Regions from separate parts of the Homo sapiens genome. Here region 2 is linked to region 1. A link is a contact called in ENCODE Hi-C data. All regions are on one chromosome and are shown on one strand. The core of a region is the stretch at or near the end of the contact, and the rest is flanking DNA. Distances in the headings are between cores, read along the strand shown. Region 1 has its middle 170 kb from the start of LINC02144. Region 2 holds the start of GSCAR (glioma stem cell association long noncoding RNA).

Region 1 (3,094 bases), core at 338-2,837:
TCTTTTTTAGTTGATTGGTCAAAAAAAGGAGGTTATTTGACTTCTCTTTTATGTTTATTTGATTATCAGACAGATTTGTTGCAATATACTTCTAGACTACAGTAAAGATTTCACTTGAATACAGTTAGAAATGTGACAAATAAAAAAGATATAAAATTGAAATAATATTTATAAAATATGTTATTTAAAAAGTATGACTGAAATTGCAACTAAATTTACTAGTGTCTACTAGCTTTCTCCCTAAAGTAAATCAAAGACTATCGCTATGCATAAGTGAGTTTGGGGGTAATAAAAGAAAATCATTTTGAAAGCAACTGGCTAGAAACAAGTCTTCCCTGTTTTGCGGGGGAGAGGGGGCAACTTGAACTGCTCTACTCTGAAAATCCATTTTGGATTTAGGATTAAGGAAATTTTTTGCTTTTTCTATCAAGAGCTACTGGGAAACAAAAAGGAAATCAAGGCTTCATTAAAAAAATGATGTATTTTTTATGAGAGAAATACAAAACTTTGACTATTGATAATAGATTATTAAAGAGAAAAAAATTGAACCTTTCTGCAGAGATTTACAACAGTTATTTAAATATAATATTTAGTTCACTGTCATAGTCAGCTAAGAAAAACAGATGAAGGGAGGAACAGAAGAGAGAAGCAACAAAATGAAAAGATAGAAGAAAAAAGGGAAAAAAGACAAGTAAATAGGAGAAATACAGCGACAGCTACAGAAAGGAAGAAAGACAAGTAAGCACAGAGCCATAAAGGAAGGAAAAAAGAGGAGAGTTGGGTTGAAGTCTGTGAGGGGAGTGTTAGTTCAAGCCAAAGAAAGCTACTTTGGTCGCTCCGTGGCGTGTGCTGGGACATGAACCCCTGATTGTTAGCTTTTGTGATCACTGCTTTCAAATGCTGACTTAGTGTCAGAACACTGATGAACTGTTGAGCAATATAAACGTGAGATCATACCTAGGTTTCCATAATTGTCTTTGATGGAACATTTAAACAATAAAATCAAAAGGCAAATCGATTAACACAAAAACTTTTTGTTCAAGAGTACGACTGAGAGAAAGAAGAGGAGAGTGGTTCCTGTAATTATGTCAAATTCAGCTTGAGTTTAATAATGAAGAACCAACCTAAACAATTTCCTAAGAAGTTTGTTCAGCTCACCAGTTATCTGCACAAGTAGCTCCTGGGCAAGTGTTGCCTAATTTCACTAATATAAGGATAAATTATTTTCCCATTAACTTGGAACAATAGTGAAGCACTGGTTTATTTTTATTTTTGATTATTTTTTACATAAGTATGTTTTTCTTCCTTCCAAAAGAAACCACCAGGGAAGCCTCATTTTCGTTACATTAATATGGTGTGCCATTCTTGGCGGGGAACTGTAGGTGTTGCTGAAGCTACATAGCAGAAAAAGCTAAGCCAGGCCTCTAATTCTTTGGCTTATTACAGTTCTATTTTAGCCCTGTCCTCTTTTTCCCACTCAAATTCTGTAGCCTAGCATGTGTTTGGATATGCTGCATCCTCCAGTTCTTCACACTAAATATACTCTCAGAAGCCACGAGCAAAACTTGCAGATGAGTCATTCTGTTTGGAAGACTTAGCTCCATGGTGGACAGCTCGTAAACTGGAACAGATTCAGCTGGATAGGGGGAGTAGGGACAACAGTAGTTGGTTCATTGTGTTCTGCAAAAGGAGCCAAGGGGGGTTGGGGGGTGGGTGGTTTCAGAGTAAATTGAAGCAAATGCTCATATTACACTTTAAAGAAAAGTTGGTTAAAGAGACAATACTCTTAATGATAATACTCTAAAGCTTAGAATTTGTGTTCATCACTTGTTTTGGGGGTCAGGCACTTTTTTGTTGTTGTTGTTATCCTTTGACCAATTCTCAGAGCATAATTTGTTTCCAGTCTTTTTGTTCTAAGAGTGAAAAGGTCAACGCCCTTTGACACGGCATGAGCTGTTCAGTGCACAAGGGGAAACGTCACCAGCAGTGCTGGACTTAAAACAACTTCAGGGCAACCAGAGTCAAACACAGGAAGTGTTGTTCAAGCCCCTAGAGAATACTGGCTTTGTTTATTAGCCAACTTACATCTGGTTGAATTGCTAAGTGCCACTATCTTGAATGAGCAGATATATCAGAGACTACAGACCCAGATGAGGTATTTGTAGGCATGATATAACAACATCACTCTCCTAAAGTGTCCCCTACAGGAACCTAAACACAGAGTGGCTATTTTCTTAAATGGGAAAAGTTCCATCTCAGGTCCCCATAGTCCAATACACGCTAAATGATTCTACAAATGAACAAACGCTGCTTTGATGAGACAGTAAATTTAGTGGGAAAAATAATCAACCAAAAATGCAGAAAAAAATTGATTTTTAAAATAAACAGTCTAATCAGAAAATGAATTACACATTCAATCTTGTGAAGTTTTTTAATGATTTCACATAGGAAACACTTACCTACTCAAAATAACATCAGAAACATGTTTATGTATGTGGCATGTGTAAATTTCTAAGTGTTCAATGAGTTATTAACTGTTGTTTTAGTGGTATGAGAAAATGGTTTAACTCCATTTCACAGATTAATTGAGAAAGAAAGGTTAAGTGTTTTGTTTAAGGTCACTCAGCAAATCTAAACCAGAGACACATTTAGTTCTTTGAGTTACTGACTTCCTGTCTGTGTTTTAAATCTGTGAATCATTTTGCTTCTAAATATACTGAAGGAGATTCAAGGCCCTAGGGAAAAAAAATCACATTGTGTCACAGTACCTCATTTGAAAATAGGGAAAATCTGGACAAATTGTACACGTACCTTAGTCTCCAGGATCAAAGATAGTACTAAAGAGGAAAAATAAATGCAGCCTGAAGACGGAAAAGTCCTAAATAGTTATTAAACACCTTGGCCATGCAAAGAGCTCTTTGCTTACAGACCAAGAGTTAAGATACTTGAGTTCTGGTCCCAGCTCTGCCATATACTTACCTAGATGGTTCTTAATCTCTAAGTCTGATTTTCCTTATCTGTAAGTGGATATAACAAGACCTGGGACGGGCATGGTGGCTCACGCCTGTAATTCCAGCAATTTGGGAGGCCGAGG
Region 2 (3,043 bases), core at 472-2,971, 800 kb after region 1:
GCCCCGGGATGGAGAGAGGACTGAGCTTGGACTGGAATTCCTGGAACAGACGAGGGCTTGTGAGCTTGTCCCAGGCACTGAGGACAGCATACTCTTCCCGACAAGGGCATCTGGGTCGAGAGAAGGTGGAGCGGGTCTTCGGCAAAGGCGAAACCCTGGAGAACGCTGCCCCACCCCACCCTGTAAGCGTGGACGAGTAATAATCTCCCGGCCTCAGTTTCCACCCTCTGCTTATATCAATTTTAAGAAGCTTTATTTTTTCTAAGATGATTTTCCCTACATATTTCTTGTCTCCCTCACTGCCATTCCCGCCCCTCCCCCCCAAAATACATTGTAAATCTTTTTCCTCCTACGGTTAATTTTAAAGAACCACAAAAGTTTGCATAAGACAGAATTTACCTGCCCATATATTTCTGTTGAAGGTGGAAAATTGTTTTTACGTGGCAAGTTTTATTTCTATTGATTTCTAAAAATTTTATCTGGAAAGAATTTGGCTCATGAGCTAAATAATATAGTTACCATTTGCTTAATAATTTTTAAGCTCTAGGCATTGAGGTAAATGCTTTATATATTTTTTCTTAGTCTGAGAACAACCATGTAAAATAGGGTTTTTCCTTCTGTTTTTCTTCCTCCCTCTCTTCTTTCCAATTTGAAAACTGAGGCAGAGACATTAAATGGCTTTCACAAAGGTATAGAGCTAGTAAGTAGCAGAGGCAGAGTCTGAACACAACTACCAACCGCTAAGTGGAAGCTCTTAGCAGAGGTCAGCCGAGTTTTCAAGTGAGGCTATAACTGCTGAAGAGTAGCCCTTCAACCTATGGTACTTGGTTGCCCATTATAAAGGAAAGCTGTGTAGTAATTTGACTTTTTATACCTTAAGAAATAATCACGGCAAAAAAAAACCCTAAAAATAATCTTTAGCTGTTAAGCAATCATCATATTGCTAGTTGTAGTGCTGTTATTCATATTTTGCAACTGTTTATATATTATGAGATAAAGCAAGTAAGTCATTATATTGGTGTCTTACAGAACTGAAATTTTTCATTATAAGTAAAAAGGAGATACAGGTGGAAGATTATTGAAATCAAATAAAAATCTTATAGCCCTGGAAAGAAAAAAAAAGGAAAGCTATGGTTAAGAAGCAAGAGTAGAAGCTGTGAGTAGTTACTACCAGTACAGAAAGCTTGAAACAGACTTGTATTCCCACCCCAATCAATGCTTCTCACAGGAGCACATTGAATCCTCTGTTATGTTAATTCTGGCAATCTCTATGTCTTCTGGGTCCTACCATCAAACCTCTGAAAGCAATTCAAATATTTTGCCACTCCCTTTGACCATTTATTTTTTAAATCTGAGATTAGAATTGTGGAACACATAGTGGATTGATATAAAGAGGAAAATCAAGCACCAGGAATAAAGATTATAAAAGAGTTAGCTCCTTGAAGGTTGTTGGTAATAGACCAATCATGCCAACATAAAAAAATTAAATACTACTTTAATGAAATTTCATACTTTTAATAAATTACTTTCATCTTGTTAGTTCTGATCTAGAATATCTTTGTATTTAACATAAATGAGATAAAATTATAAAGAGATTCATCCTCTATTTTCCATTATAACATGCATAAAGTAAGATTTCAAAAATTTAAATAAATGTGTCAGAATATTCATGGAAAGTATTCAGCTGTGAGATTATGTACTTATTTGAATAAAGTGTCTTTTTACAATATATTTGGATTCTTCTATTTCTCCACTTCCTCCTTTTTTCCTCCTCTCTCATCCTCATTTTTCTCCTCCTCATCCATTTTCCCTTTCTCTTCCTCCCATTCATTTTGTCATTGGAATCTATTTCTGAGACACATGAGAAAATGAACCTCATTAGTTTATTTTTTCCTTAAAATGGTATTTTTGAAAAAAAAAAGCAGAAGATGTCACCTTCAACTGAGGATGATATGCCAATTTGAATAGCATATCCTCTGACTGTTGCAGACATTCAGAACTATGTGTGCCATCCCAAAGAAGGTCTTCAATGGCAGCTATTTTTTAAAATGTTGTTTTACAGTCACATTCGATTTACTATTAGATTATCCTCGAATTAAAATAGCTGATACCATAATACTAAATACTAACATTTTAAAGCTATTGTTATGATGTGTTTACCATTGCCATTACTTTTAAAACCAAGGAAAGCACAGTCTGGTAAGACACAATCAGCAGTGAGATACAATCACAACACCACATAAGAGAAATGTAATGTATCATAGCTAGCCCTAGAAAAATAACATTCATCTGCTTTGTAATCTCTCAGATTCGATTGCAGCAAGGAAATATTTATACTTTCATGCAAAAACACATGAGAACCACGGTTTAGAATGGCTAAAATTTTGAGCAAAAAATAGTTTTGTCTTCATCACGTATTGTGTATTGAGCTTTTTTTGTTTTTCTCCTTCATCAACAAACTTAGCTTACCTTTCTTCTAATCTTTGAGGGCCCTGCTCTTTGCTTCCCAAGGTAATGACTGGGTCATTTGATAAAATGAGCCTAGGCTAATGTATTGATGGTTATAAATGTGTTAATGTGCAAATCTTTGGCCACAATTCCTTCAAGCTTTTCAAATCAGATATGAATCTTAATGAACACGTTTGGAGGGAATACTCTTTGTTGTCTAACTTTAGTAAGGGGAACATAATGGTACTACATAAACTCACTCTTTTAAGGCTGGCCTGTCATAAATGCTTAAATACTCATCAGTGCAATTATGAAGAAAGCCCATTAGGGAAAGAATTGAAACCTAGCATATCTGGAACATAAGATAGCTGAATTTAAAAAAAATAGCTAAGACAGCTTTAAAATTTAGACAGTAGAAGACCCATTTATAATTCTTAGACATTAATTTTAAAAGATCATTCAATGACAATTTAAATTATTGGGCTTGTGCTAGAAAGAAGACTACTCTTCTCCTATGTTGAAACCACATTCACCTTTCTGTCCCCAGAACACTTGCTTCTTCCCTTTATAATTGGTGTTCTCTATGCCTGGAACA

The links. Hi-C counts contacts between places; a loop is a spot of excess contacts on that map. Pooled maps may share reads with other maps.
Region 2: a map of dorsolateral prefrontal cortex shows a loop between it and region 1 (6-fold over the local background). The contact joins the promoter of GSCAR here to the enhancer-like site in region 1. A Hi-C loop is called at or near these places in 12 of 168 maps with a recorded cell type or tissue (A673, Calu3, HCT116 and 7 more), 10 of 37 single-sample maps with no recorded cell type and 17 of 50 pooled maps.

Annotation. Positions count from the first base shown.
Region 1 is chr5:87,897,929-87,901,022 of GRCh38, forward strand. No RefSeq gene overlaps it. Among named protein-coding and RNA genes, the nearest start is that of LINC02144, 170 kb to the left of the region's middle. Within about 2 kb of position 1,588, at least 5 of the 41 ENCODE cell types and tissues checked have a DNase peak (open chromatin) inside an H3K27ac peak, as active enhancers do; they include dorsolateral prefrontal cortex and heart right ventricle, where a contact is called at or near this core.
Region 2 is chr5:88,695,423-88,698,465 of GRCh38, forward strand. GSCAR (glioma stem cell association long noncoding RNA) reads right to left here and starts at 1,722. Exons shown (of 3, transcript XR_007058863.1): 1 at 1-1,722. All of the region lies in intron 1 of MEF2C-AS2 (MEF2C antisense RNA 2), which reads left to right. RefSeq lists an enhancer at 512-1,491.